5 separate regions of the Homo sapiens genome follow, and regions 1, 2, 3 and 4 are each linked to region 5. Evidence: chromatin contacts called from ENCODE Hi-C or POLR2A ChIA-PET data. All regions are on one chromosome and are shown on one strand. Each heading gives the region's core, a stretch centred on a gene start or an enhancer-like site at or near the end of the contact. The rest is flanking DNA. Distances are from core to core; before and after follow the strand shown. Region 1 holds the start of ARLN (allregulin). Region 2 holds the start of USP53 (ubiquitin specific peptidase 53). Region 3 holds the start of SEC24D (SEC24 homolog D, COPII component). Region 4 holds the start of PDE5A (phosphodiesterase 5A). Region 5 holds the start of ANXA5 (annexin A5).

The links. Hi-C counts contacts between places; a loop is a spot of excess contacts on that map. ChIA-PET counts read pairs that join two places held with the same protein, here RNA polymerase II (POLR2A). Pooled maps may share reads with other maps.
Region 1: a map of B cell shows a loop between it and region 5 (8-fold over the local background). The contact joins the promoter of ARLN here to the promoter of ANXA5 in region 5. A Hi-C loop is called at or near these places in 1 of 168 maps with a recorded cell type or tissue (B cell) and 10 of 50 pooled maps. POLR2A ChIA-PET finds 5 or more read pairs at or near these places in 1 of 52 experiments (activated CD4-positive, alpha-beta T cell).
Region 2: a pooled map shows a loop between it and region 5 (14-fold over the local background). The contact joins the promoter of USP53 here to the promoter of ANXA5 in region 5. A Hi-C loop is called at or near these places in 2 of 37 single-sample maps with no recorded cell type and 11 of 50 pooled maps.
Region 3: a loop to region 5 is called in a pooled map, with 7 times the contacts of the local background. The contact joins the promoter of SEC24D here to the promoter of ANXA5 in region 5. A Hi-C loop is called at or near these places in 3 of 37 single-sample maps with no recorded cell type and 12 of 50 pooled maps. POLR2A ChIA-PET finds 5 or more read pairs at or near these places in 1 of 52 experiments (activated B cell).
Region 4: a loop to region 5 is called in a map of ascending aorta, with 10 times the contacts of the local background. The contact joins the promoter of PDE5A here to the promoter of ANXA5 in region 5. A Hi-C loop is called at or near these places in 1 of 168 maps with a recorded cell type or tissue (ascending aorta) and 13 of 50 pooled maps.

Annotation. Positions count from the first base shown.
Region 1 is chr4:119,299,264-119,301,963 of GRCh38, reverse strand. ARLN (allregulin) reads left to right here and starts at 1,319. Exons shown (of 2, transcript NM_001001701.4): 1 at 1,319-1,628. The coding sequence starts at 1,429. RefSeq lists enhancers at 1,346-1,575, 1,676-1,725.
Region 2 is chr4:119,211,126-119,213,962 of GRCh38, reverse strand. USP53 (ubiquitin specific peptidase 53) reads right to left here and starts at 1,250. Exons shown (of 19, transcript NM_001371395.1): 1 at 1,090-1,250. It overlaps LOC101929762 (a long non-coding RNA gene), which reads left to right and starts at 1,319. Exons shown (of 3, transcript NR_125931.1): 1 at 1,319-1,436. RefSeq lists enhancers at 856-905, 611-1,184, 1,516-1,635, 1,758-2,332 and a silencer at 1,256-1,385.
Region 3 is chr4:118,834,701-118,837,400 of GRCh38, reverse strand. It overlaps SEC24D (SEC24 homolog D, COPII component), which reads left to right and starts at 1,275. Exons shown (of 23, transcript NM_014822.4): 1 at 1,275-1,460. RefSeq lists enhancers at 1,113-1,407, 1,028-1,919 and a silencer at 1,112-1,601.
Region 4 is chr4:119,627,376-119,630,083 of GRCh38, reverse strand. It overlaps PDE5A (phosphodiesterase 5A), which reads left to right and starts at 1,280. Exons shown (of 21, transcript NM_001083.4): 1 at 1,280-1,564. The coding sequence starts at 1,413. It overlaps LOC107986192 (a long non-coding RNA gene), which reads right to left and starts at 2,294. Exons shown (of 1, transcript NR_165235.1): 1 at 1-2,294. RefSeq lists silencers at 947-1,346, 2,567-2,708 and an enhancer at 2,387-2,436.
Region 5 is chr4:121,695,586-121,698,285 of GRCh38, reverse strand. It overlaps ANXA5 (annexin A5), which reads left to right and starts at 1,306. Exons shown (of 13, transcript NM_001154.4): 1 at 1,306-1,423; 2 at 1,662-1,705. The coding sequence starts at 1,697. RefSeq lists a silencer at 938-1,357.

The DNA.
Region 1 (2,700 bases), core at 70-2,569, 2.4 Mb after region 5:
ATTCTCAGGTAATGGCCCTCTCATCCCAGAATCTACAAAGCATTTTTCTTGAAAGGTCGTATACTATCTTTGTCTCTAAAACCTGGCAATTGATTTGGAGGCAAATTGGAGCAAGGTTAGGAAGCTATGGAACAGCTTTAAGAGTGCTGGATTTGGAGTTAATTTTAGGCTTTATAATTTTTTTAGTAACCTTAGACAATTCACTCCTTTTGTGTCTCATTTCCTAATTCTATAAGATGGAGTACTGCCCCTTCAAAGAGGTTTTACGACGATTTAATGACTTTGTAAAAACACAACTACAGTCTTATCTCCATTTACTATGCACCAAGAGAACCACTTATATGTCTGGGTGCCCGTTATTTTCTGAACAATTCAGGAATCATAATGTGACAAGAAAGAGAATATTTGAAATTGGACCCACGAGGTAAAATCCAGGCAGTATAGGTCATTTTCTTCCTGCTAGCATTCTGTTCTTGCTGAGGCTCACACTCAAAGTCAAATAACCTTTGGGTTATTCTTCCCACCCCCATTTCCCCCCAGATGGAGTCTCGCTCTGTTGCCCAGGCTGGAGTGCAATAGTGGCACGATCTCAGCTCACTGCAACCTCCGCCTCCCGGGTTCAAGCGATTCTCCTGCCTCAGCCTCCCGAGTAACTGGGATTACAGGCGCCTGCCACCACGCCCGGCTAATTTTTGGATTTTTTTTTTTTTTTTTTTTTTTTTAGTAGAGACGGGATTTCAGCATGTTGGCCAGGCTGGTCTCGAACTCCTTACCTCAGGTGATCCGCCCGCCTCGGCCTCTCAAAGTGCTGGGATTACAGGGGGGCGCGGCCAGGTTATTCTTAAACCCACTCCCTTGAAGTACCTGCAAAATGCTCACGTGCTGCTCTCTGGCCCGTTTGGAAACTCAGTCCCGTGAGTAGGACGTCCACCTCATTGGTGGTGTTTAAATATTAAGTGTCAAATGCTAGAGACAGTACAAAACCCACCAGAGGGGGCCTTCCTAACACGTTGGCATAAGGATCCAAACGGAATACGGGGATAGGAGAGGTGACCTCGTGCAGTTTCAGGGAGGAGTCCATCACCTGACTGGACTGGGCCTTTCAGGGGGACGAGAACGTATTTCTTCCAACGAAACCTGAATAACCAGCTATCTGCCTGGGACGCCGCGAGGCAGAAGTAGGCGGGCCCATTGACTTAGTGTCAAGGCGGAGGCCGCGCTTCATGCCAGCGGTCACGGAGGCAGCGGAAAGCCGAGCCAGGCGCCTGCGCGCTGGGAAGAGTAGGTTCAGAGTGCATTCCGGAACCCGGGGCGCGGCGCACTGCGCAGGCGGCCGGACTCCGCTCAGTTTCCGGTGCGGCGAACACCAAAGTCCGGGAACTTAAGCATTTTCGGTTTCTAGGGTTGTTACGAAGCTGCAGGAGCGAGATGGAGGTGGACGCACCGGGTGTTGATGGTCGAGATGGTCTCCGGGAGCGGCGAGGCTTTAGCGAGGGAGGGAGGCAGAACTTCGATGTGAGGCCTCAGTCTGGGGCAAATGGGCTTCCCAAACACTCCTACTGGTTGGACCTCTGGCTTTTCATCCTTTTCGATGTGGTGGTGTTTCTCTTTGTGTATTTTTTGCCATGGTGAGTATCTCGAATGCAAAATTGGGGTGGTAAGGAGCTTAGAGATCATTTGCTCGCTTTTGGGCGGGGAGGGGACTGAATTCCAGAGAGTTTATATATGTCCAAGATCACACAGCTGGTGAGTGGCGCAGTCGGGTGGGTGGGGGAGAAGGACTAGGAGTAAAATGTCCTTCTTTAGCACGTCCGTGGGAGTCTCCAAAGAAGTGTGGAGAAAACTTGGCGTCATATTTTCTCATGATTTGGAATGAAACCAGCTAGGCTTGAGTTCCTGCAGCACCATGAAGCGACCGGAGAAGTTATTTCGCCTTTTGGAGCTTTATTTTTTCATCTGCCATTTGGGACCATTAGTAACCCAGGTCATAGGGGTGTAGTGAAGATTGAGATCGTAGTGATTTGCATGTTGCCTGGCAGTAGTAAGTGCTCAACGAAAGCTATTTTTACTATACAGCTGTTTAACCATGAGCAGACCACGCAGCTGTCTCAAACTAAACATGTCCAAAACTGAACTCTTAACAGCTTCTTACCCAAATTTACTTGCCTTGCAGCGTTACCATTTCAGTAAACGCCAACTTTATCCACCGTTACCTCCCAGAAACCTGAGACACTTTGCCCTTTTCTTACACACATCCACATATCCTAAAACACCAAGTTACAAAATTCTGTAGAGTTTACTTGTAAAACCCATGCTCTCCATTTTCATCGCCACTCGCTCTGAAAAGACAATTCTGGCAGAGGGTAAAGGAAGGGAACTTAAGAGAATAGGGCAGGAGGAAGCAGACACCAAATGGAGATGGTGTTAAGAGACAAGCTAAGGAGAAGCAGTGAGATGAAACAGGGCTCCTATGGGAGAAGAGCAGTGTAGCCCATCTAGACAGCTCTCCTGGACTTTGGAGTTGATTGTTCACTCACTGTTAACTCCTTAGTCACCATGCCTATGAGTTACTTCTGAAATTCTCACTTCTTGATAGGCAGTCACTTCTTCTACACCCCCAACCCCCATCCTATATTTTCACCAAGATTTGGGTGTCTTAAGCCTCACTGTCTCATTTCTTGGATGGTGTAGTAAGTTAGA
Region 2 (2,837 bases), core at 1-2,500, 2.5 Mb after region 5:
CCTTTTCTTTTAATAACTAAAAGTGAATCAGATCTTAATCACAAAAACCTTCCTAAGTGTACTGCGTTTTTTTGTTTGTTTGTTTGTTTTTTGGAGACGGAGTCTGGCTCTGTCGCCCCTGCTGGAATGCAGTGGCGCGATCTCGGCTCACTGCAACCTCCGGTTCAAGCAATTCTCCTGCCTCAGCCTCCCGAGTAGCTGGGACTACAGGTTAAGTTTACTATTAAACCTACCTCAAAAATAGCCTTAGATATTCTTTGCAAATATATATATTTATACATACATACATACACACACACACATATATATATATATATATATCTATTTCCAGATAAGGAAACTTTCGGAAAACTTTGCTGTCCAACTGGTAATTCCCTGCATACTTTGCATTGATAAAGAAAACCTTGTAGCAGGGTTACAAACCTCAAAACATCCTCAGATTGCAGGTTTTAGAAACCCTCCCTATTACACCTGTGCAAGTACTTCCTGTTCTCCAACACTGTTTAAAAATAGTTTGGTAAATGCCCCGTAAGCCGCCCTTTAGAAGCTAAACATTAACTTTATATACATCACCACTACCACTGAGAAACCACCACCCCAAGAATCTCACGAGTCCAGTCATCTCTCTTCTCCAAGGAGGGAGCATAACCATCCTGGACCCCTTTAAGTAAAAAACTGTGTGCTCAGGCGAGGCAATGTGGCTTGGACAGCCAGGGGCAGGAGCCAAGTAAGGGTATTACTCACAATCCCAGCAGGACTCCAGCTTGTCGCCGCCCTCAAACACGGCAGCAATAACATCCAGGACCCAACAAGTACAGCACCTCCTCCCGCCTCGCGAGCGCCTCCAGCCTGGCCAGAGGCATCTCCGCCAGACGCGGCGAGAAGGGGCGAAAGGGCTGCGTGACCTCTGGCGTCTGAACCGCCCAGCAAAGAGAGTGTGTGTGTGCCCAGAGGGCCGGGGCCATAGGAGGTCGCCGGGCTGCGAGGGGAGAGACGAGCTCTGGGGCTAGAATGAGAGTGTCCCGGTCAGGCCCGCGGGGGTCGCAGGTCTCTGGATCTCCAACCAGAGGGCTAGTTTCGGAGACTTACCTTGAGCTCTACCCTCCTTGCGCGAGGAGCGTGCGGTCCAGGTAGAGAAATACAGGCCTTCCACTCCCACAGAGCTACCTCCCGCTGGCCCAGCCCCGCTTCACGCCGACACCCGCCAGACACACTGACTGCTGCCACAGTACCGAGGCTCACCGGGAACTGGAGCACAGGCGGCTGGTCTCCGCCGCCCAGAGCCCGACCCTGTGAGCGGAGCATGCGCATACGCCCCAATACCCAGGGACCAGTCAGGCCAGTGACACCTGCGATCAACAGGTCCCTGGAGCCCCGCCCCTCTCCCCGCCTCGAGCCCGCCCCTCGGAGCGGGCTCCGCCTTCACGCTCACCGAGGTAACTCCGCCTCCGCTCGCGATTTCCCGGCTTTCTGGACCTGCGGAATTCTATTCCCGCGGGGATTTGATGGCGTGCGCGATACAGTTGGCTTCCTCGGAGGCGCGAGATCGCGCGAGACCAAGAGATAGAACATTTCTGCAAAAGCGGCAGCTTGGCGCTGGAGTTTGGTTGTTGGGGGAAAGGTGGTTGTAGGACGTGCTGTCTGGTGTGGTGAGAAAGAGGCTAGTTCTTCAGGAGGAGGCGATTATTCTGGTGCTCTTGGTAGTTCATTCGGTATTTTCTAAGCTCAAGAACGCGGATCCACCAAGGACTTCACTTAGGTTAGGTGTTACCTGAGAGAACAATCCGTAGTTTGGCATCAGAACCCCATGCGGACACGCAGTTTCCTTTAGATTTCCGTGAGTCGTTAGACGATCTATTTGCAGTTAAATGGCTTCCTGTGGCGTGAATGTGTATTCCCCAAGCAGTTGTTTCTTGCCTTTAATTAGATAGCTTTAATAAGTCTGTTGACCTGGTTAATGATTGTCAGAAAAGTCTGTCCGCCTCTTTGCCGTGCTTTCGAACAGGTTTTAAGTTAAAAGGTACTGCTGGGAATTGGGCTAAACTTTGATTTTGAATAAACCTTTCTTAGGAATAGTAGTAAAGGAAAAACCCATCGTCACTGATACCGAATATCTCTCAAGTAAATAAAGAAGGTTTTGGAACTCATTCCAAAGCTGGTGTAAGTTGAACATACTAATTGTAAAAATGGATTTCAGTAAACCCAGAGGCACTTCTAAAAGTTTATTTGAAGAAAGAGGGGGAAGAAATATTGGTCGTTGATACAGGAGACAAATAGGACCCGTTTGTAATGTCTGAGGCTGAATCATTAAGAATTTATTGAGCATTTACTATGTTCCCTTTACTGAACTAGGCACTGTCAGAAATAGGATGAAATAAAGCCGTGGTTTCTGCCCTCAAAATATTAAAAACTTTGGGAGGGGTGGGGGAAAAAAAGATCCTACTCTGCATTTTTAAAACAATAAGAGCACACCATTAACTCTTCCCTCCGTTTCTCTAATGTCATTTTCTCCTCATTCTGCAGCTACTTTTCTGGTGCACTTTAAATACTGTTTTTCCGCTGCGTGGTCTCTGTTCGCCAGCACTCCATTTTCTTTTGCTGTTTCTGTTTAATGTTAATCCATGTCTCCTTGAGCAGTCTCTTTCCCATCATGGATTTACCTACCACGTGTCCTGTGCACCAAGAACTCTCAGGTGTATATCTATACGTCGGACATTTTTAAGCAACATCCTTTGGATTTCACACAGTATCTTAAATATGTCCCAAATTGACATGGACATCTTTACTATAATCTGTTCCTGATGCCATGTCCCTCTTCACCCATCTGGAACCTACAC
Region 3 (2,700 bases), core at 26-2,525, 2.9 Mb after region 5:
TTTTTTCTTTTTCTTGAGACAGGGTCTCACTCTGTTGCCCACGCTGGAACGCAGTGGTGTGATCATAGCTCACTGCCTCCTGGCCTCAAGCAATCCTCCCTGCTTGGCCTCCCAAAGTGCTGGGATAACAGGTGTGAGCCACTGTGCCTTGCCCCATGCCTTAAAAACTTTTAAGAGTGGGATAAATGGACCATATATCTTTACTGCTAAAATGACTTAAAATTCCTGCACAATTCATGTAGCATTTCGGGAGTAGCAACATCCCCATGTACGTTTTTACCTAGGCAGTTCATCAGTAAAGGTATTTGTCAAGTGGCTTTCTTGTAGCCGGGAAGAAAGTGCATGTTAAAAACAACAACACCGGGCTGGTTTTTACTTTGTAAGTTTGAGCAAAGTGGTAGCTATACCAAACCTGGGAGTGGCTGAATGTCTTTCTATTTAGCAGTGAAAGATGATAGGAAACCAGCCAGATGGTCCTGATTTTAGGGTGAGATAGAGAGGTAAGCTCCAGATCTCATATAGGTTGCCTTTATTTCTGAGCTGTTTCTCACAGGACGGTGAGCTAAACGCTGGGTGCTTTTCCATGCAGAGATTCCTGTTTGGGGCTGGGATCAGCCATCCTACTTCACAAACAAGGAATATGCGGAAGAAGGAGTATACACAACGCTAACAACCCCAATATCAATGGAAACCCCACTTCCCACACTTTTCCTTTGGGACATCTCCCCCACCCCCCACTCCTCCCGCGTTACACGTTGCCAGGCTGCTTTGGGCGTTCCTTCCTCTGTAGTGCATTGCACGGGTACGTCATCAAATGTGCGTGTACACGTGCCAGATTCGCCTTTAAACGGTAATCTCCCCTAGGTCCAGATCGTGTACTTTCCCGTATGTAACGGTAGTGCAGTACCTGAACTATTAGTTATTTAAGTAATACGTAATGAATGAAGAGCTGAAACTGCAACCTGTTGATGGAAGAATGAATGAACGCGCTCCCCTCCTTCCTGCGGGGCTGCGCCGAGAAAATACGGTTCTGATTTAGCCACGACGTTAAAGGCTTTGACCTGTAGGGGGAGGGGAAAGAAAAGACGGGAAAAAGAAAACCAAAAAACAAAAAACCGGAAAAAGGGAAAAAGCGAAAAGGGGGAGGTCGCTCGGCCGCTCGCAGGCTCAGCCCGGTGGCCCCGCCCCGCGGCGGCCGGTGGCTGTGCGCGTGCGCAGGCGGGAGCGCGGCGGCTGGTCCAAGCCCGGCGCTGGGGGCGCGCAGCCGAGAAAGGGTTTGACGTGGCAGTTCCCAGCCCAGCTGCAACTCCGAGCGTGAGTCCAGGCTAAGGGGACGCCGGCCGGGGAAGAGGCGCGGCGGGAGAAGCGACCGCAGCGGGAGCCCGGCCACCGAGGGCTGCCGGCACTAGGCGCAGAGCCGCCAGCGCTCGGAAGCCCGCGGGGTGCGGGAGCGGGAACAGGTAAAGCCTCCCACCCGCGGACGCCTTCATGCGGGACAGCCCTGCCCAGGCACAGCGGAGCGGGTTGCGGCGCCCGGCCCGGGGACGCGGCGGGAGGCCGGGTGCTCACCTGAGGCAGTGGCGGCGGGAGGAGAACTCATTCTTTGTTCTTTAGCCTTCTAGTGCAGTTTAATAGTGGGGCCGGCGGGATGGGGGAGCAGGAGGTGGGCGTGGGCATTTTTTACCCGCCCCCACCTTTTGCCTTGGGATGCAGGAACTGCCTTGTTAGGATCCTCAGTGGCCACCATTCGAGTGTCATTGCCAGCGGTTTTCTCATCTCCTTATCAACTTAATTTCCTTTTTTGAAGGAAGGAAATGTTAGAAATATTCATGGTAAAAATGGCAACTATATCTTGAAGCCTCGGGACATCCGAATAGTGAAACTGATCTGGCCAAATACGAACTTGTTCCAGGGTTAGAAGTGCACCTTGGCTAGAGTTGCTGGGTGACAGTGAGCCAGGGGGCCGTTCTGGGGTTGGGGCTCCCCAGATTTTGATCCTAGGCCTGCTTATACCAAGTGGCTTTCTGCCGTGTCGCCGCTTGAAGCTGAGTCAGGTTTCTTTAACTTGGTGCTCTGTGTGAGGAAGTTTGACGTGGCAAACTGGGTTGCGTGAGGAAGCTGATTCCTCTGAGGACCAGTTCAGAGGGAACTGGCTGCTTCCTGTTCTTTGGAGTGACCATCTCAGCCTCTCTTTTCTGTCACTCAGCAACAGGCTGCTACTTAGGTGTGTTCGTGCCGACTTCCTAAGTGCTCTTGGTTGGATGAGCTTGACCAGCGCTCAGGCTGCCACGTCTCTCTCTGCTAAGTGGGAGGAGGAAAAAGGGGTTGTCAGAAACAAAGTGGACCAGAAGGCCTTTGCCTGCCTCTCTCCTCTTTTTCAGTTCTCCCCTTCCCAGGAGAAGGAAATGATCTCATAATATTTTTACATGGTTGCTTTTATTTTGGAAACTTATAGTTTAATATGGAAACAAAATCAAATCACAAATTTTAGGCTTCAAATTTTTAATTTGAAATGTTATTTCTTGAATATAGACAGATTCTAAGTCTTAGCAGGTATCACTGATCTCTTATCTTAAATTGTAGCAAATAAAAGAACAAAAGGAAGAATATGCTTGTATGGGGCAAATAAACTGGAGATAAATTGTAGAATCAGTGGAAATCTGGAAAGGCTTCATTTTCTAAAAGAAGGAACTGAGGCTT
Region 4 (2,708 bases), core at 31-2,530, 2.1 Mb after region 5:
AATGAAGGAAAGATAAACCATTGCATTGGGGGACTAGAAGATACTTTTAAAAGTTCTCAGATTATCAATTTAATGATGTGTTTCTATGTAGTGAATAATGCCTTAAATTCTTGCCAAGAGTATTTAGAAGGAAGTTGTCAGAAGTATATCAGCTAACTCATTTTTTTTTATATCACTGCTAATGGTGTCATTCACACATTGTGCAACCCATAATTCCAGATTTAATTCTACCAAAAAATATAGGTCATTGCAAAATGCCATATTAAAACTGCCAATGCATGACAGGAAGATGGGGATGCAGACAAAGCAAAGGATGACACCAATTCCTTTTTTAAAGAAGCAAGATAGGGATTGGACAAAAAGGCTGAGCCATTTTTAATGGATACTTTTGAGGGAGTGTTAATTCCAATTTAATTAAAATGATGCATTAATTTAAAATTGGGATAACTGGTTGCCCTCGACTGCACCTGGGTTGCGCCAGTGCTCTCGGATTAACCTAATTGTACAGAGGTGCCCTTGTTTTCTAACTTCATGCACAAAGCATTGGAAATTATTTGTTTGCTTTTTCTTTTCCAAGTAAATCTTTTTCCAGTTATGCATAAGGGAAGTTTGAGGCAATGGTTAAAGGCACTTAAGTTATAATTATTGCTGTTATCATTAACATTAAGCACGGGTATGGCTTTGTTGCAAGTTACCCACCTACACCTGCAAATCTCTCTTGCTAGCACACGCCCCAGCTCTCTCCACCCGCAGTGGTCCGTGGCTGGACCGCTTTAAGTCACTGAGCGGGCTGGGCTCTGAAGGAGGTCGGTCCCGCTCCTCCCAGACCCAAGCGTAGGGCTAGGGAAAAGCTAGGCGGGAAGGTCATTGCACTCCCAGGCCCCAGGAAAAGGGCCCAGGGTCTCATCATCTCTTACTTTCGGGCAAAACTTCCCACATCGCGACCTTCCCTCCCTGGGGCACTCTGAGAACACACCCAGTCACCTAGCGCGCTCCCCAGAAGTCGGCTTGGCACACAGCGCACCCCAGCGGCCGCGCGGCCTCCTTCCAGCCGCCGCCACTTGGCTTCCGGAGAGCTCGCCGGGCGCTGCCGCTGCCGCCGCCGCCGCCGCCTCCTGGGAACCAGGGGACTGAAGAGCCTGCGAGAGCGGAACACTGCCGGACCCCGGGTGGGGGGGGCGCAGCAGCTGCGCCTGGCCCCGCCCACCACACCTGGGCGCCCGTAGAACCGCGCGGGGCGGGGCGGGGCAGGAGGCTGGCCTGGCGCTCCGGCCGCTTTGTCGAAAGCCGGCCCGACTGGAGCAGGACGAAGGGGGAGGGTCTCGAGGCCGAGTCCTGTTCTTCTGAGGGACGGACCCCAGCTGGGGTGGAAAAGCAGTACCAGAGAGCCTCCGAGGCGCGCGGTGCCAACCATGGAGCGGGCCGGCCCCAGCTTCGGGCAGCAGCGACAGCAGCAGCAGCCCCAGCAGCAGAAGCAGCAGCAGAGGGATCAGGACTCGGTCGAAGCATGGCTGGACGATCACTGGGACTTTACCTTCTCATACTTTGTTAGAAAAGCCACCAGGTAAGAAGAGGACCCACGGAAGACCCGGGGCTGATTTCTCTCCCCTGTTGAATTGTGCCCTTCGTTCACCCCTGTTCCCAGGCCCTTTGCTTTTGAAGTAGGTCCTCGGTCCTGTTACGAGGTAGAAACCTCAACTCTAAGCGAGCACAGTCGAAAAACTCAAGTGTCGGATTTGATACAACTTGCTCACAAAGTTCAAATACAAAAATGTACTTGCCGACCTCCCACCCTCACCCCCGACCCTCTTGGTATTCCCCGGGAACATGATTATTTTCATACATCCGTGCTCACGGGCCTTCCCCTAGCCCCTCTCTAGCCCTCTGGTTCCCCAAAATCCAATCAGCAAAACCCAAACAGTTTCTGAGCCCCTTCCCTGCAGCTCCGGAAGCACCATTTCCAAGTCGGTCTTGATGGCTCCGCTCCTCCCCCGTCCCCCCTCGCCCTGGCCCTGGCTGGGCGGGGAAGCTGGGGTGAGGGACGAGTCCACGGGACAGCCCAAAGGCAACATGACGGAACCTTGCCAAAGTGAGTGCGGTTGCCTTTTCCCCCCTTCCAGTCTCCTGCTTGTCCCGCGCGCCTCCTTTCACTCGCTTTTCCGCCGAAGGCTGTGCCGCCAAAAGTAGAGCTCTGCAGAGGGGTTTGCGGCGTGCACACAAAGGGCGCAGGGGAGGCGCCGCCTGGAGCGGACCCCAAGGGGCAGCGCAGACCCCAGAGGCCAGCTCTTTCTGGTCCAGAGCCAAGCGCCGGGGCGGCCCTTGCGGAGGGCGGGGAGGAGGGAGCCTGTCCTTTTGGAGGCGGCTGCGCAGCGGGCAGTCGGGGCGCTCGTGGGAAACGCTCGCGGGAGAGTTGGGGAGGAATTGAGACTGGGAGCAGAGGGACAAGAAGAGTGGAGCAGAGAGTGCTTGGCGGGCGGGTGCCCCGAAGCCTGAGGAATTGATGCATAGTCGGGGTGCGTGGACTCCAGGACGCGCCCCTTTGCAGAAAGAGTCCGTGCCCCGCTGCCGCCTGCTCTGGGCAGCGGCCGTCGGGCAGCGGGTGCTGGCCGTCTTGGCCGGGAGGGTGACACACGCCCGGCAGTGATGGTCGAGGAGCCCGCCCGGGTTCGACGCCCGGGTCCCACTCGCCGGCGCGCGGCCGCGGCTCT
Region 5 (2,700 bases), core at 57-2,556:
CTCTTGCCCCCTCTGCCCTGGCACCTTCCCTCCCCACACCAGTAAGTCTGAGAAGGTCCCTGTGTCTTCTACTTTTCCTTTTCCAGCATATGGAGACAAAAGTGATTATATCCCGGATGCTAATCCGCCATGTTGACCTTTAATAACCCCAGTCCCATGAATACCTCCTGATTCCTAGGATTTTTTTTTTAAACTGTCCTTAGCATAAGAACATGTCAACCTTGATGCTATTGCCCACATTGTAGGCTATGAAGCATACGGCATTCTCACCTGTTCCGGAGGGCTGCCTTTAATTGTCTTGCACAGAGCAGTATACTCTTTCCTTACGGTATATAAGGCCAGGGTCTGGGGAGTAACAGTGCAGAAATTTATCTGCTTGCCGCCGCCCAAGGCCACGCTTCTGTCTACCACATCCTCCAATAGCACCCCTATTACCTACAGACTGGATTTGTCTGTCTCGTTCTTTGGTTTCTTGACTCCTTCGCGTTTGGGGGCTGCTTTGCATATAAAGCCCTTTCACAGAACACAGCACCATGCTAGTACAATACGCTGTAGATTCTCCCTCCCTCCCCCTCTCTCTCATATACTCATATATTTTATGTTGAACCAATATGAGGCATTGCTCAAATTTAAGTCATATTAAAGTTCTAGGCTAGTTTTGAAAACAGAAACTGATTGGAAGCAGAGGTTTTCAAATAGCCCACATACGCTACTAGAAGGCTGTACATTTAAGAGAGGGCCATCTAGGAAGCAATAATAGGCATTAAAACAACAACAAAACAACAAAACAAAACAGAAACAAAAACAACTTGGGAAACGGCCCTCCTTTCACGTTTTTTCTATCCCATCGACAAAGGCGCGCTGTCCTTAGCTGCGATGATTTTGTCTCGCCTCCAAAAAGACGCCCACGCACTATGTTGAGCACCCAAGTGAGGCTACGGTTCCTGCGGTCACAGAGGGCAGGGAGGCTCAAGCACCTCCAAAACCCCGAGCCCTGGACAGCTCCCCAGGCCCTTCCCGCGGCGCGAGGACAAGAGGTCTCCGGGGCCCTCGGGGGAGCGGCGCCTCCTCCTGGTTCCAGCAGCTCTGCGGCCGCTCCCCACCCAGGCCCGCGAGACCAGCGGGACAGTCCGCGCCGCGGGAGACCAACTGGGACGAGCCGCGACCCACGCAGGCGCGCTGAGGCCGGGGCAGGGGCGGGCCCGGCTGGCGCGGCCGGCCTGCGGTTGGGGCCCTGGCGGGGGTGGGACGGGCCAAGCCGGGCAGGGCCGGGGTGGGGCCGCTGGCGTTTCCGTTGCTTGGATCAGTCTAGGTGCAGCTGCCGGATCCTTCAGCGTCTGCATCTCGGCGTCGCCCCGCGTACCGTCGCCCGGCTCTCCGCCGCTCTCCCGGGGTTTCGGGGCACTTGGGTCCCACAGTCTGGGTGAGTGGTCGCAGCCCGGGGAGGGGGCTCCTTCTGGAGAGGAGAGCGTGGTCGCGGGGCACTGGATTCGCGCGGACGCTCGGCCGAGAGCTGTCCCGGTAGCTGCGAGAGGGCGGGTCGGCCCCGTGGCGGGGCCCTCCGGGCTGTCTGAGCGCCGCCGGGTCCCCGCGGACCTGCGCTTGGGGAGGGCACGAGTTGCAAATGGCGCGCTAAGCCCGAGGTTTCTTCTCTTTTGCAGTCCTGCTTCACCTTCCCCTGACCTGAGTAGTCGCCATGGCACAGGTAAGGCCGTGCGCCCCCCACTGCGCTGGATTTACCCACAACTTTGTATGCTGCGACGAGGGACTTTTAGGATTTGTCTGAGAGCCAAAAAGTTTAGGAGGAAAGGGAACCTGCTTTGGGGACATCGCTTCCACTTTTCTTGTTCCCCCTTTGCTTCCCTGCCCCCGTTTCTGTGTCCCGGTTCTTCCCGCTGAGCGCCCTCCGGAACCAGCACCGACGCCGCCAAGCTGCCTTCGCGCGCAACAGCTGGTGACGTGGCCGGATTTGTGTGCGCTCCCTTTTCATGAGTGAATGTGTAAAAGTGGGCCTTCCCCAAAATCCAGAGAGTAGCTCAAATTAGAACCGGAGCAAGAACAGCTCATCGTGGTCATGTGAGGCGAACGCATTCCCCCCCCACCCCGCCCCCCGACTTCCTTTATTTTTTTTCCGCAAAGTTTTCTGTATTTTAATACTGTGATTGAGCATTGGCTTTTTCCAGTTGCTCAGCCCAGTTTTACTAAAACTGTAGGACGTAGGCTCTGATTTTTTTTTTAATCCAAAAGATTAAACACAAGCGCTGTTTTTCTTAAGCAATGAACTCGTGGAACGAGTTCTCAATTGAATTTGCCTTGGGACTGTTTCAGAAATTGATAATCTACTACAGGCTTTCTTTACTGTTTTTTTTTTTTCCTTTTTTTTTGAGACGGAGTCTCACTCTGTCGCCCAGGCTGGAGTCCAGTGACGTAGTGATCTCGCTCACTACAACCTCTGCCTCCCGGGTTCAAGCAATTCTCGTGTCTCAGCTTTCCAAGTAGCTGGGATTACAGGCGCCCCACCATGCCCAGCTAATTTTGTATTTTTAGTAGAGGCGGGGTTTCACCATGTTGGCCAGGCTGGTCTCAAACTCCTTGCCTCAAGTGATCCTCCCGCCTCGGCCTCAGGACTGTAATCCCACTGCGCCTGGTTTCTTTACTGTTATTAATGTTTATCAAAAATGTAGGAAAGAGAAGATAGTT